Linked DNA regions of Homo sapiens: region 1 is linked to region 2. Evidence: chromatin contacts called from ENCODE Hi-C or POLR2A ChIA-PET data. All regions are on one chromosome and are shown on one strand. Each heading gives the region's core, a stretch centred on a gene start or an enhancer-like site at or near the end of the contact. The rest is flanking DNA. Distances are from core to core; before and after follow the strand shown.

Region 1 (6,857 bases), core at 3,461-5,960, 190 kb before region 2:
AGACTCACCTTCCCTGAGGCTCCCTAGTTCTCTCATGGGTGACGTGGGGACGAGAACAGCTAACCTGCTGTGCATGATCACTGTGAGGGGTGGGTGAGGTCACCCCGTGAGCATTTAACACAGTGCCTGGCGCACAGCACGTGCCCCATCAACTGTGCCCTTTACTCTTATCTTTATCATCATGATTAGCTTCTCCCAGGAACTGAAAATTCACTGAAACTCCCAACAGATCACGAGAATTACTTCCCAATCACAACTTGTCGGAGGGAAATATCTGGATGTTTCTCTTTCATAAACATAAGAGCTGTCAGGCCAGTGGCAGTGGCTTAGCCTATAATCCCAGCACTTCGGGAGGTGAAGGTGAGCAGATTGCTTGAGTCCAAGAGTTTGAGACCAGCCTGGGCAACATGGCAAAACCCCATCTCTACAAAAAATACAAAAATTAGCCAGACATGGTGGTGTGCACCTGTAGTCTACTCGGGAGACTGAGGTGGGAGCAACACCTGAGCCCAGGAGGGTCAAAGCTGCAGAGAGCCATGACTGCACTACTGCACTCCAGCCTGGGCGACAGAGTGAGACCCTATCTCAAAAAAAAAAAAAAAAAAAAAGACATTTCTACTTCCATTTTAATGGTCTTTGTGTACTTGTGTCTCCTATTATGAGCCACTACAAATCTTTCTGAAAGAAGACAGAGTATAGAAACAAAACAGCTCCATGGTGAGAAGTAACACAGACCATTCACCTTCTACATCCAGTTGCATTTGCAGGACGGCTGTGCGATTAGATTAGCGTCTGCAGCCTGCCATCCAAGGCTTGCCTCTCTGGATGAGGGTCACTAGTCTTCTCAGGAATGAAGCCAAAGCCAGGCCCAAGCAGCCGAAAGGTAACTCTATCCCTAACAACAGTTACCTGGTCGGTAAAAAGGGCATTGGCCAAGAGGAAGCCTTCTCCCAAAATCATCACCTCAAATTCTCCAGTTTTATACCATAAACCTCAGAGTAAAAGTCTGCATTTTGTTTTCCACAGAATTTTTAGCAGCATGATGCCTTTTTGAAAATTTGCCTTTTCTTCCTATCAGTTTTCCAACCATATGTAGACAAATTCAGCTGTAATGGTTGAAATGAGAGAGCCAGTTAAGTGAGACACTCAAGTTGTCGCTGCATTTTAATAAACATAGCACACAATGTGTTGCTACACAAACACCATTCATAAACCTGAGTCACAGGTTTCAGATGGGAGCTGGGGACGTGTATAAATAGCCTGTGTATGTTAAACAGTAGAAAAGAAAAGAAGTTTGGGGAATAAGGTCAAAATCATTGTGCCCAATTTAAACATCATAAAAATCTCAGCCTTGTCATTATTTACAACCCCCAGCATAACTCCCACCCAAAAGAGAATGCCAAACGGAAAATTCTAAATAAGATGATGTCCTCACGTCGACCTAAACAGTACAAATGATGCAGCATCATAAAACAAAGTTATAATTATGTTGTCTCACTTCCTGGCTGCCGGATGCCCACGGTACAGAGCAGCCACTCCACAGGATTTTCTGAGCTCTGAGCTGTCTGGGGTTTTTGTAAGAACATAGCTTTGACTAGCATTGACCAATTGATTTGCATTTAAAGACTCTGTGATGGTTTGAGGTGGCAAAAGAAGAATACAACTTGTGTGGTGGAGAACTAACACCTTGATCATGTTGCAAACGTTTCAAAAATGCATTTTTCCTATATTCACCCCTCCTCAGCTGAAAATAGCCCAGCAGGCTCAAGGCTGGTTGCAGCTGAAGACAAATCCCACACACCCTCCAGCCCCTCCCATTTGAGAAAAAGGGCATGGCCATGGCTTGGAAGAAAGGCAACAAGAGTCTTGGGCAGCCAAGACATTCTCGAGGCTTTCAACAGGTCCCTGCAGACTTGGCCTTGACTCTGGGTCATTCTGTTCCTTAGCAAGCACCTTGTGGCCTTCCAGCCTCCGCTCCCAGGAACTCATTTGAACTTGCAAGGTGCTGTTCAATGAAGTGGATTCAGGAAGCAGCAATTCTCTCTCAGGAGAGGTCTAGTGTTTCGTCACCTACTCCCCCACACCACTGATGCTCAGAAGGGCTCTAGGACCCCGTGTGTGGAATTCGAATGCCAAAGATTGACAAACAGGGTGACACAGACACGCAGGGTTAACTCGGCTCCCAGCTGCTGCGTGATTCCAGCTCCCATTCAGTCTGACTGCCTGCCGGGTCTATTTCTCACGTATCCTCATTCTGGTCCCTCCTCCAGTCACCAGCAGAAATGCACCTCTCCGTCTCAGGCCTCTCCCATCTCAGTCTCTGATGATGTGCATGGTCTTTGCGTTAAGAGCTCACTAAAGTGTAGATCATGCTGAATGCAAAAAAAAAAAAAAAAAAAAAAAAAGAGAGGAAGGTGTTAGTAGAAGCCCACAGAGGACTCAGGCTGCCCCTCAGGAGAGGGACCTTCCAGAGGCCAGACCCCTTGGCTTCTCCCTCATTCCTGTCACTACAGCATCTCGCCAACTCCACTACTGTGCCCCTTCTACTTCCCACAACACTGGAATAAAAATTTTTTGGGAGAGCATATTGTATCCCTTGGATAAAAGATGTGAAAGCTCTAAGTGCCTATTATCATTCTCATCAGGATGATGATTATGGTTGTTTTCCTTTTTGTGCAATTGCAGGGCAGGTCTGGGGGTGGAGGTGGGGGTGCAGTGGATTCTTTATGCCACCAGCTGCCATGTGCTTGCATGATGGCTGTGTCCAGGGGCTCCCAGATGATGCTGGATAATACGGTAGTGCTGGGGGAAAGATCATCATCACTACTGCAAAGGCCAGCGTGGGAACATAAGCCCTCTGGGCACCAGAACTCAATGAATTCTTGATTGGGTAACTCCCTGGCCCTCTTATTTTTAATGGACTCCAGGAATTAAACATGCATTAAAAGTGTGTGACCTAAAGTATTGCCCCAATACTACTAAGAGTGGGGTGAAGGGGACATGTATCCCTGTGCGCTTAGTAAGGGCTTCAGGGTAATTTTGCAAGGCTGAGGAATGATCTGCACCAAAATATACCTCTTTGTCTATTTCGCAGAAAAAGAAACCAACTATCTTTTCACATTATAGTGAGAAAAAAAGATTCATCTAAGAAGTAAAACCAAAGGAAAGAAATGAAAAGGTTTGACTTCTAACCCTTTGCAGCTGTGGATGCCCAATGAGCTCCTCTGAGTAGCTCAAGTTCCATCTTCAGGAACCTCACACACCTCATGTACACAGAGAACCACTGGTCAGACCTGGAGCAAGAGGGACTTACTCTACTTGGGGAAGCTGAGGGCCAGATGAGGAGTGACAGCAGGGCGAGAAGCCACATTCTAACTCCAAAGCCAGTGCTTTTTGCATAACAGTACTAAGCCTCAAGTGGATACCTTTGTTTACTCACTTTCATTCGTTATGCCAGACACTATTCTCAGTGCTGGGGAAAATGGTGAGTGTGCAGCCCCAATTCCTGCCTTGAGGAAGCATACAGCTAAGCTGTAACAACAAACCACGAGGATTCAGTGAGTGCCAGGCACGGGCCAGGACACTGCAGACGCAGAGGTGAATGAAACCAACATGGTCTCCAGTGTCAAGGAACAAGTAAATCATAAATAACATAGATGGAGAGAAATAAACCTGAGGAGGAACAGGCATGATCCAGAATAACCACGCAGGAGGGTGGTCCTACTACTTCAGGTCGGAAAAAAATCTTTCTACAGAGCAGACACTGTTCACACTGGGCTCACTAGCTAGTATTAGTATCTGCATTAGCTAGTCCCCTTCTAACACAACCCTCAAATATCACCTGGTCCACAAGGCAACCTGAGAAGTGGGGTGATGGGTGCCATGCGGTTCAAACAGGATAGAAGAAAGAGCACAGGCTCTGAAGCCAGATGTTGCTAATTATTAGCAGGGACCTGAGACACATTTCTTAACCTCTCCGAAGTCCTCAGGAGCCCCTCAGGGAGCTCAAACTATAAACTATCAACCCCGTCTTCCCCGCTGTTGTGTGGGTCTCTAGCCCTGAGCTCAGTTCAGACATGGCTCTGCATACACGAGTCCCCTTCCCTCCCTCCCACGGTGGCCTGCGCTGACGCTGCTGTGCTCTCCACCAGCTCCGGATCTGAGGGGCTGGCAGCTCCTAAGGTGGGAGAAACAGAGTCTTTTAAGCAGCCCCAAAGAGCACCAAGGGGCCAGATTCAACAAAGAATGTGGGTGCCCGTGGCGGCCACCCAGGGTCCCAGTGAGGCTGCAGGAACTGTTTCCAATTTTGTTTTAGAAACAGAGTGATTAACACATGTATCATGAAGGCAGGGCCAAACTGAAGTAATGAATTAGAGGACAAACAGTCAAACAGACTGTCTGGAACACACTCGGTTACAGAACAATCACACCCATCTAACCGAGAGGAGCTGCCAAGACCTCCCTACCCCACCCCCTCCCACCCCCGCAGCGGAGCACGCACAGCCGCTTCCCTCCCTGTGAACTCATATGGCTTCTTCCCTGCGACGCCTCGGCTCCAGCAGTTACTGCAACAAAACTGAAATGAGGGAAAGTCTCGCCTCTGTCTTCATCCACACTGAGGTGGATCCCAGGCTAAAGGGGCAGGAGCTAATGAAAACAATGGTCTCATTCTGTTGGCTTAGAGGAGAGACAGTGCTGTCTCTGGGGACAGGCCACTCAGCCCATGACTCTGCAGAAGGGGAAGTCTGTGGCTCCACAAAGAAAGCAGGGTTGAGCACACTGCAGGGAAAAAACCTAACCTCCAAGGTGGCAAGTCCCTAAGCCCACGGCGGCTTTGTCCACACTCTGTAGGTCTCCCAAGACAGAAACCCATCTGACAAGCCTTTGGTTGTTAAATAGTTCAGACTTGGAGTCAGAAAGACTTAGGTGAACCCACTGGGCACCGTAGAAATCTCCGGAGGCTTCAAAGACCGTCAGGCTCCCTGCAGGCTGGAGCAGTAAACATCCCAGAGCACCCCACAGAGTCTGCGGACACTGGGGATGTAAAGGGGAGGGAAGGCAGAACCAAGTAGAATGCTCCAGAGCCACCAAGGTGTGCACCAAGATTGTCCAGAGAGCTTGTTTAAAACGCAGAGCCCAGCCCTGGAAAGTTTGAATAGGTAGCTATAAGCCCAGGAATCTGCATTTTTAAAAAGCACACCTTCCTCCCTTCCTTACCCCACACTTTGATGAAGACTTTTCTAGAGGTTTTCTAAGATAGCCAGCAGTTAAGAGCTACTGGGCACGGTGGCTCACGCCTGTAATCCCAGCACTTTGGGAGGCTGAGGCGGGTAGATCACATGAGCCCAGGAGTTCAAGACCAGCCTGGGCAACATAGCAAAACCCTGTCTCTACAGAAAAATACAAAAATTAGCCGAGCATGGTGGTACATGCCTATAATTCCAGCTACTCAGGAGGCTTAGGCAGGAGGATCCCTTGAGCCTGGAGTTCAAGGTTGCAGCAAGCTATGATCCTGCCATTGTAGTCTAGCCTGGGAGACAGAGTGATACCCTCAAAAAAAGAAAAAGGAAAAAGGAGTTCAGTCTTTGAAATCGGACTCAAGATGTACTACTTACAGCTGTGACACTAATAGCTGGAATTCAGGAAAATTATCTAACTTCTCAGATTCAGTTCATTTTTCATATGTGAGTGAGGATAGTATTTATCTTATAAATTGAGCGATACGTACAAAGCTCTGAGCACAAAGCCTGGCTCATTTTTAAATGTCAGAACTTTGGGAGGCTGAGGCAGAAGGGTCACTTGGGCCCAAGAGTTCAAGACCTGCCTGGGCAACACAGTGAAACCCCATCTCTACAAAAAATTTTAAAATTAAAAAAAAAAAATATAGCCGGGCATGGTGACACACACCTGCAGTCCCAGCTACTCAGGTTAAGGTGGGAGAATCACTTGAGCCAAGTTCAAGGCTGCAGTGAGCAGCGATGGCACCACTGCACTCCAGCCTGGGCAAAACAGTGAGACCCCATCTTTAAATAAAAATTAAAAAATAATAAAAAATAAAAAATGCTGGACAAATGCAGCCACATTCTGGCCTGCCACAGCCCAATCCAAACCTAGGGGTGGCGTGCAGTCCAACATCCCGACCCCTCCTCCTCTTCACCTGGCTGCTGTCAACCATGCCCTTTTGGAGACATCACCGGGAGGTTTGGAGATCACCATGGCCCTGCCACAGGTAATGATGGAATCGCAAGTGACAGGTGAGAGTCCCCAGAGATGAGCCAAAGAGGAGCAGGAAGGAGGAGGAGACATTTGCGGAAAAGGCACTCTCTGTGGTGTCAAACCACAAGACAGTCTGTTTATAGCTATCTGCTTAGTTAGGATGTTCTGAGCGGAGAGGTGAAAAGAAGGGACACTCCTGAAACAGGACTGCAAAGTCAGCAGGTTTTTCTTAATTGGAATGGTGTTATGTAATATTGGGAAAACTGTAAATGAAGCATTTAGCGACACAAAATGCCACTTTATGAACCGTGACAGCCACTGTGGGGCTGGGGTGGGGAGTTTGGGGCCTCTGTTATGGTTCCCAAGAATCCTTGGGGCAAGGGACAGTGAGGATGAGCCTGAGCCCCTGTGGCCACAGGCAACCTGCTGGGCTGAGCTGCAAAGTCGTGAGAGGCAGGAAGCCCTATAGGGAAGAAGGAGTAGCCAACTGCACTTCACCAGTTATCTCCAAAGGGATGTTGAGAGGGTGTTTTCACTGCGTGGCCCTAAGGATGTGCCGATCAGCAGGCAAGGCCTCCTGCAGGATCTCCTGCCCCCTTACTTGTTTATACAGAAGCCCTTGCTCCTGAGCCAGAGTCAGA
Region 2 (6,738 bases), core at 3,313-5,812:
TGTACACACAGGGTGTTTCACCCCCCTTAATTATTACTAATACTATCACAGGGTGTACACCCACTGTGATATTAAGAATAATAGTTCCCTTAGATATTATGAATACGATCACAGTGTGTACACCCACTGTAATATTAGGGGTAATATCTTTTTTCAGATATTATGAATAATATCACAGGGTATATAGCCACTGTGATATTAGGGGTAAGATCTCCTTTCAGATATTACGAATACTGTCACAGGGTGTACACCCACTGTGATATTTGGAGTAATATCTCCTTTCGGATATTATGAATGATATTACAGGGTGTACACCCACTGTGGTATTAGGAGGAATTTCTGGCATTATTTCCAGATTAATTGAGAATTACAGGGCCCTCTTTATTCTTCCCCAGTCATCTGCCAAATTGCCAGAGAAGCTGGAACATCTCCAGTTGTTAGGAAATCTTGCAATTTTGGAGATAATATTCTTTTGTTCATTCAGCCTCCAGCATGGAGACAACCTTGCGTGTATGCACACAGGTGGGCCCATTAGGTACTCACTCACCCATCTTACCACTACCAATTACTACTTCAAAAGTCCTAATTCAGTGGTTGAGTGTCTTGTTTCTGGCTTACCATAGTCACAGTCTTTGTCACTAAAAATATGTGCTTCTTCCAGCACCTGCTGTGTCCCATGTCAAATGGCCCCATCATCATCTCTTCAGGAAAGGTGTTCCATGAGGATCACTGGAGGACAATGAGGGAGATACAGACTTGAATGGTTTTATTTGTCAAAGCTGAGGCTCTGCTGACCTTAGAGTTTCATTAAAGTTGGAAGATACATTTTGACAACTCACAGAAGGCATGAAAAATAGGTGCTTCCTGGAGCAGTGGGTTGGATAAGGGTATTTTACATAAATTTTCTCTGGGACCCATGATTATAAATTTGCTAAACCAAGTGACACACACTGGGTCAGAATGGAACTCCTCCCTTTTCTTTGTTCTCCACTTCTCACCAAGGCATGAGACTCCAGCTCCACCACACCTCTGTGACCTCTCCTCCTAATTTCCCCTGACGCTGCTCAGCATTCATTACCCCCTCCAGGTTGACTACAACGTGCTGGGCTGTCTAACCTCGTGTCTCTCCTAATTCATGCTAACTGATGGCACCACAGTGCAGTTTGGAGGCTGGGTGTCTTGGGAGAGCGGGAAGTGCAGCATCTTACTGTGTTCTATTGTCATTTTTGTTTGCAAACCATTTCAGTTCTCCCTGTAAGCCTTCTGGAAATTAACAGCATGGGAGATATAACTTCATATATTGGGATTTCCGTTTGAGAAAAACTTCCATAAAAGTTGTATCCAAACATACAAGAATGAAACAAAGCTTGCTGCTTTGGTGTTAGGGACTGAATTGTGTTCCCTTAAAATTCATGTGTTGGAAGTCCTAATCCCAAGTAACTCAGAATGTATCTGCATTTGGAGATAAGGTATTTAAAGAGGTAATTAAGTTAAAATGAGGTCATTAGGGTGGGCTCTAACCCAGTATGACTGGTGTCCTTATAAGAAGAGGAGCTTAGGACACAAACACACAGAGAAACCCTGGGAAGCCACCTGCAAACCAAGGAGAGGGGCCTCGGGAGAAACCAAAGCTGCCAACACCTTGATGTTGGACTTCCCAGCCTCCAGAACAGGAGAAAATCCGTTTCTATAGTGAAGCCACCCAGTCCGTGGTATTGTGTTACAGCAGCCCTAGCACACTAAGCCACATAGTAATTTTTAATGTTGCAAAAGCCAAATAGTGACTAGAAGCCTGATGTTCAAGCTGATTCAGGGGAAATTACCCTCTTCATCACACTTTGTTCAAGGCCACAAGTCCCTGACCCAGACTCTTTATTCACATAAATCCCCTCCTCTGTGCCCCTTCTTCCTCCGCCAAGAACTTAATGATGTTTGTTCTTACAGCCACTGCCTTTATATCCTTCCTATGGCACCTAGTCTTCCAACCCGACACCTAAGCTTAATGTGACCTGAAAAGAGGAGGGACACACAGACTTGCATGTTCATGCTGAGGGGCAGGAATTCTGAAAGGACTAGAATGCCTGGGAATTTGGGTAGCCTAACTGATACTGTTGTGAAATACGTATTTTTAAAGATGATGAGAACTCATCTAAAAGCTCATTTCTCACTCCAAGTCTCACAGTTCATTGTAGACTCTGAACGTTATAATAGAAAGGGACTGAATTAAGATGAGAGAAGAGACAAGGGTGAAGGATGGGCAGAAAGGCAGAGCTGTTTGAAGCCGTTCATTGGTTCAACACACATTTGAGTCCCCACCATGTGTAGGAGCTACAGGTATGGTGGACAGCAAAAGCTACACAGTCATTGCCTTTGGGGAGCTTCTGCACACATAGGAGATACACACATACGTTTGTACATATACATTGCAATATGCAATCACAAACTGTAGGAACTTCTATGAGAAGAAAGTGCCAATGGCTTTGAGAGTGAGCTCAGCGTGATCTGCTCTGGTATCAGGGGCAAGGAAGGCTTATCTGAGCAGGACCTCTGAGTTTGTGCCACATGGAATCCATGGTCTCTTAGCTAACACTCACCCCACTCTACTTCCTCCCTCAGGCCAGAAGCCTGAAGACTACATTTTCCAGACTCATCTGCCAGCTGATTATGCTCATGGGAGGCAGTGGCAGGATACTGGAAAGTAGGAGGCAGGGAGAAGCCATGTGTTTTCTTGATTCTAGCAGTGACAGCAGCAATAGCAACAGCAATAGTGACAGCAGTGACAAAAGCAATAATGGTGGTGGTCGTAGTAGTGCCAAGAGTAACTGAGAGCTCTTGAGTTCCTCCTTGGGCAGTCAAGTTCCATCAGCAGCAGCCTCAGCAGCACAGCGGTCATGGGCTCTGGTGACATGGTGTTCGCTTCTGTGCACTCAGCCCTAGAGGTGGAGTGGCGTCCTAAAATTACCAATCTTTGAGTCATTTTGCCTTCCTCTTTGTTCTCCCACCATTCCAAGACCTCTGTTACCAATTTCCTGAATTGAACTCCCTATTTTAAAAACATAGAGCAGTTTTGCTTCCCTGAATAAACAAAATATTCCTAAAATAGCTCCAGGAAACTGATTCAAAGATAGGATCTGGGATTGATTATCTGAGTTGGCGTGCATGAGATGATGACCTCAATGCCAGTGGAAAATAAGATACTGGTAGTCCATGGGATGCTGTAGCAAATTGTTAGTTAAATTATCACTGCTGACTGCTTGAGATGAAGTGCATATGGAAGGTAAGGCTTCCTTCTCCCTGTGGAGACCAAGTGGTGATTGCAACTATTTTGGAGGGAGCAATAAATATAAAGACTCTGAATGAACTGACTATTTCTGAATGCACTGGTGAGTTCACAGAAAGAAAACTACAAACTTGGGGCTTAAATATCTCAGCTAATGCCATGGTCCAAGAGCCAAAAAGCTTTGATAACAGCACAGAAAGAACCTCTTATCTCTTAACAGCCAAAGAGCCAATTTAGCTAAAAAGACAGACCTAGAATCTGATCCTGTAGGTTGCAGAATTATAATGAACAGACCCACCCAGATCTCTTATGTGACCTATGAGTGTATAATCAATCAACCAATCCAGTTACTGCTGTAGGTCTTGGGTATAAAAGTGAACCAGACCAACAGTACTTCTACCCTCAAAGAAGTCCACACAAAGATCTGGAAGAAAGGTATTCCAAGCAGAGGAAAGAGCAAGTGCAAAGCACTGAAATGGAGTCAGCTTGGTGTGTGCGAGGGACAGAAGAAATGTCATCCTGGAATGCAGTGCATATGGAGGAGAGTAGAGGGAGGTAAGGCCAGGGAGACAGGCAGGAAGCAAGTCTGGCAAGGTCACTGCAGGCCATTGTGAACACTTGTTTTATTCTGGTCTAATAAAAACCATTTGGAAGTGCTAAGCAGGTGGTGTAATGCAATACAATTCTGACACTAACCACCCAGAGTCAGCACTGACTCCACAAGCCAAAAGGCATGGTCTCCAACAGCACTGTCCCTATTTAGAAACCAGCTGCAAGTTTGAGGGTCTTCAGACCACCCACACTTCTGACCAACTAGCTACAAATTCTAAGATTTTCATGGCCCCCTCAGGTTTGTTAATTGTTAGAATGACTCACAGAACTCCCGTGAACTAAAGTACGCAGGAGAGTACTGGTAATTACAGTTTTATGATAAAGGATACAAATCCGAAGCAGGCAAACAAACAGACACACAGGGCAAGATCCAGAAGGATCCCACACATAGAGCTCCTGTGCCCTCTTTCCCCATAGAATCAGGACGTGTCACCCTCCCAGCACCAACCAGGAAGCTCCACTAAACTTCTGTGTTGAGTTTCTATTAGAATTTCGTTACCCAGGCATGTTTCAATGAATTATTGGCCCACATGATTAGACTCAATCTCCAGCTTCCCTCCCCTCTCCAGAGATCCGGCTGATATCACATAGCTCAAAGCTCCAACCTTCTAATCTCATGGTTGGTCTTTCTGACTCAGCCTACCCACATCCTGAATCTTCTCATTTGCAGAAGCTGTCTAGAGGCCTAGCATGAGTCACCTCATTAGCATAAGCAATCAGGACCCACCATGGATAACAAAGACAACTTGGAAAATTCCAATGGTATTAGAGTCTCCATGCCAGGAACTAGGACAAAGACCAGAGAAATTATTATACAATAGCAGGAGAATATCATAATCTGAGTTAAATTTTAGAAAGATCACTGCAGCTACTATACGGAGGGGTTGACGAGAAGAGGCAAGAGTGGAGCTTACAGTGGCATTCTAACTGGACTGTTCCTAGGAAGACACCTTGGCTGTCTTTGGGCTGCCTAATCTCTCTTGGTCCATTCTCCAAACCTGGTTCCTAGCCTTCTCATTGATCCTATGAGCTACATCATATCCTTAGAGTAAATATTTTCTGCTAAGTTAACTAGAATTTGTTTCTGCTATTTTCTACCAAGTACTCTATTACATACACTCTTTCTCTTTCTACCATGAGGCTGCCATAGTTTCTCTTCCAGAAAATAGAATGTGGCTATTCTATTTCGTGTTCCTAAGTCACATGTTCCATCTTCAGACACCCACACTGGTTTTCAGTTCCATTTCCAAATTCCTAGGGAAGAGAGTTTGATCATTCCATTTTAGGTCATAGGTACTCTGTTAGTCCAATCAAGTGTGGCTAAGAAAGCAGGGTCATGTAGTACAAAATCGTTGCTAGGGCTTCATTGCCCAAAATTATTGTTACGTAGAATAGACACCCCAAATGTTGCTTCCTACAAATAGATGGAATTTAAGTAGCCAAGGAGGAAAAAGAATGAATTTTAAGAAGGAAAACATGAATTGATGATGCATAGAAGCTGGAATGGTTGTGGCATTTTCAAACAATAGGAAAGATTCTGGCCAAACCAGAGCAGAGGCATCTGATAGGAAGTGGAGGAGGTGTGGGCTTGACTGGGAAGTGTGAAGCCATTCTATGGAGGCCCTGAACATCCGGCAGAAAAGTTTCAACGTGTGAAGAAAATTGGAAGCCACTGGACTTGTCTTGGCTGGGGAAGATTCTGAAAAGTATTATCTAAACAGCAGTAGCAAGTTGAATTGGAGGGGCCATGAGTTTTGGAGTCCATTGGAGGTGATGCTTACAAAGAGTGAGAGACATTAAGATTTTTTAAAAATAAGATAAGATACAGTCGTTTTCTGTGTATGGAAAATGAAAGAGAAATAAATCATAGTTATGCTCACAAAATTAGTTAATGACAGAGTACCATGAATTGCAAAGCTATAAACACCCAATTTGTGAATCTTCTCTAAAAAAGAATAGCCAGTTGCATACAGAGCTCTTTCTGTGCTTGTTCCTCTGGTAGCCTCTACCCTTTGAGAAGCAATAGCATGGCTTGGGACTGCAAAGAACTCTCAAATCTAATGAATAGCTTCTTTCTTCTTTAGGAAATCATGCATTTTTGCTGACTCAGCTCAGGGTAACCACTATAGGAAATTTATTTTTAATATGCATGCACATCCTTTTTAAGGGCCTTTTCTCCCTCTTTCCTCTTATCTAACTTTTGCTCAATTATCTCAGAAGAAAATGTCCCATTTTGTCCCCTTTTTCTTCCATTTGTAAGCCAAAGAAAAATGACCCTAATCATGTATGATAAGCCTAAAGTAGTGCCAGTGATACAACCATATGAGGAAAAAGGAAAGCCATAAATTTGGAAGTGACACTTAATGTCATAAAGAGCCAGTAACATCAAATTAGAAAGTCCTGGAAAGGGCCCAAATTTCCCTTCGGAATCTCCACCACGGTACTCATCTATATTTTCAGCCCTTAATTAAATCTGCTTTCCGCTGTGCTTTTCATTCACCATTTAGTAAAAATGAAAACCTTTCTTAATAAATTTCAGAGATGGGAGATTAAATTACTTACATACATGCCAATACAGCAATGGAATTTTTTACTTAATTTTTTCTTGTAAATACATCATATGGCATCAATATAAATGAGTATGAATGACTTTAGTGGGCTAATCTGGGTACCCACCTGCATTTATAATACCATTTTTATAAGAAAATGCGTTCTATCTTCAAGCAAACAGACTTGCAGGCTGATTTCTGGAAATCTAGTTTTCGAAAGTTGAACACTGTTTAATTCTATAAAAATATTCTAATGAGAAATGCAAAATTGTATAATTACTTTAAGTATGAAATTGT

Evidence for each region. A loop is a pair of places that touch in the nucleus more often than their neighbours do. ChIA-PET counts read pairs that join two places held with the same protein, here RNA polymerase II (POLR2A). Pooled maps may share reads with other maps.
Region 1: a loop to region 2 is called in a pooled map, with 5 times the contacts of the local background. The contact joins two enhancer-like sites. A Hi-C loop is called at or near these places in 2 of 50 pooled maps. POLR2A ChIA-PET finds 5 or more read pairs at or near these places in 2 of 52 experiments (HEK293 and WTC11).

The regions. Positions count from the first base shown.
Region 1 is chr1:224,734,844-224,741,700 of GRCh38, reverse strand. CNIH3 (cornichon family AMPA receptor auxiliary protein 3) reads right to left here. Exons shown (of 6, transcript NM_152495.2): 6 at 1,147-2,372. The coding sequence ends at 2,345. Among named protein-coding and RNA genes, the nearest start is that of CNIH3-AS1, 7.7 kb to the right of the region's middle. RefSeq lists enhancers at 4,460-4,509, 4,860-4,919, 6,394-6,463. Within about 2 kb of position 4,710, at least 5 of the 41 ENCODE cell types and tissues checked have a DNase peak (open chromatin) inside an H3K27ac peak, as active enhancers do.
Region 2 is chr1:224,540,820-224,547,557 of GRCh38, reverse strand. It overlaps a transcript of CNIH3 not described here. Among named protein-coding and RNA genes, the nearest start is that of CNIH3-AS2, 72 kb to the left of the region's middle. Within about 2 kb of position 4,562, at least 5 of the 41 ENCODE cell types and tissues checked have a DNase peak (open chromatin) inside an H3K27ac peak, as active enhancers do.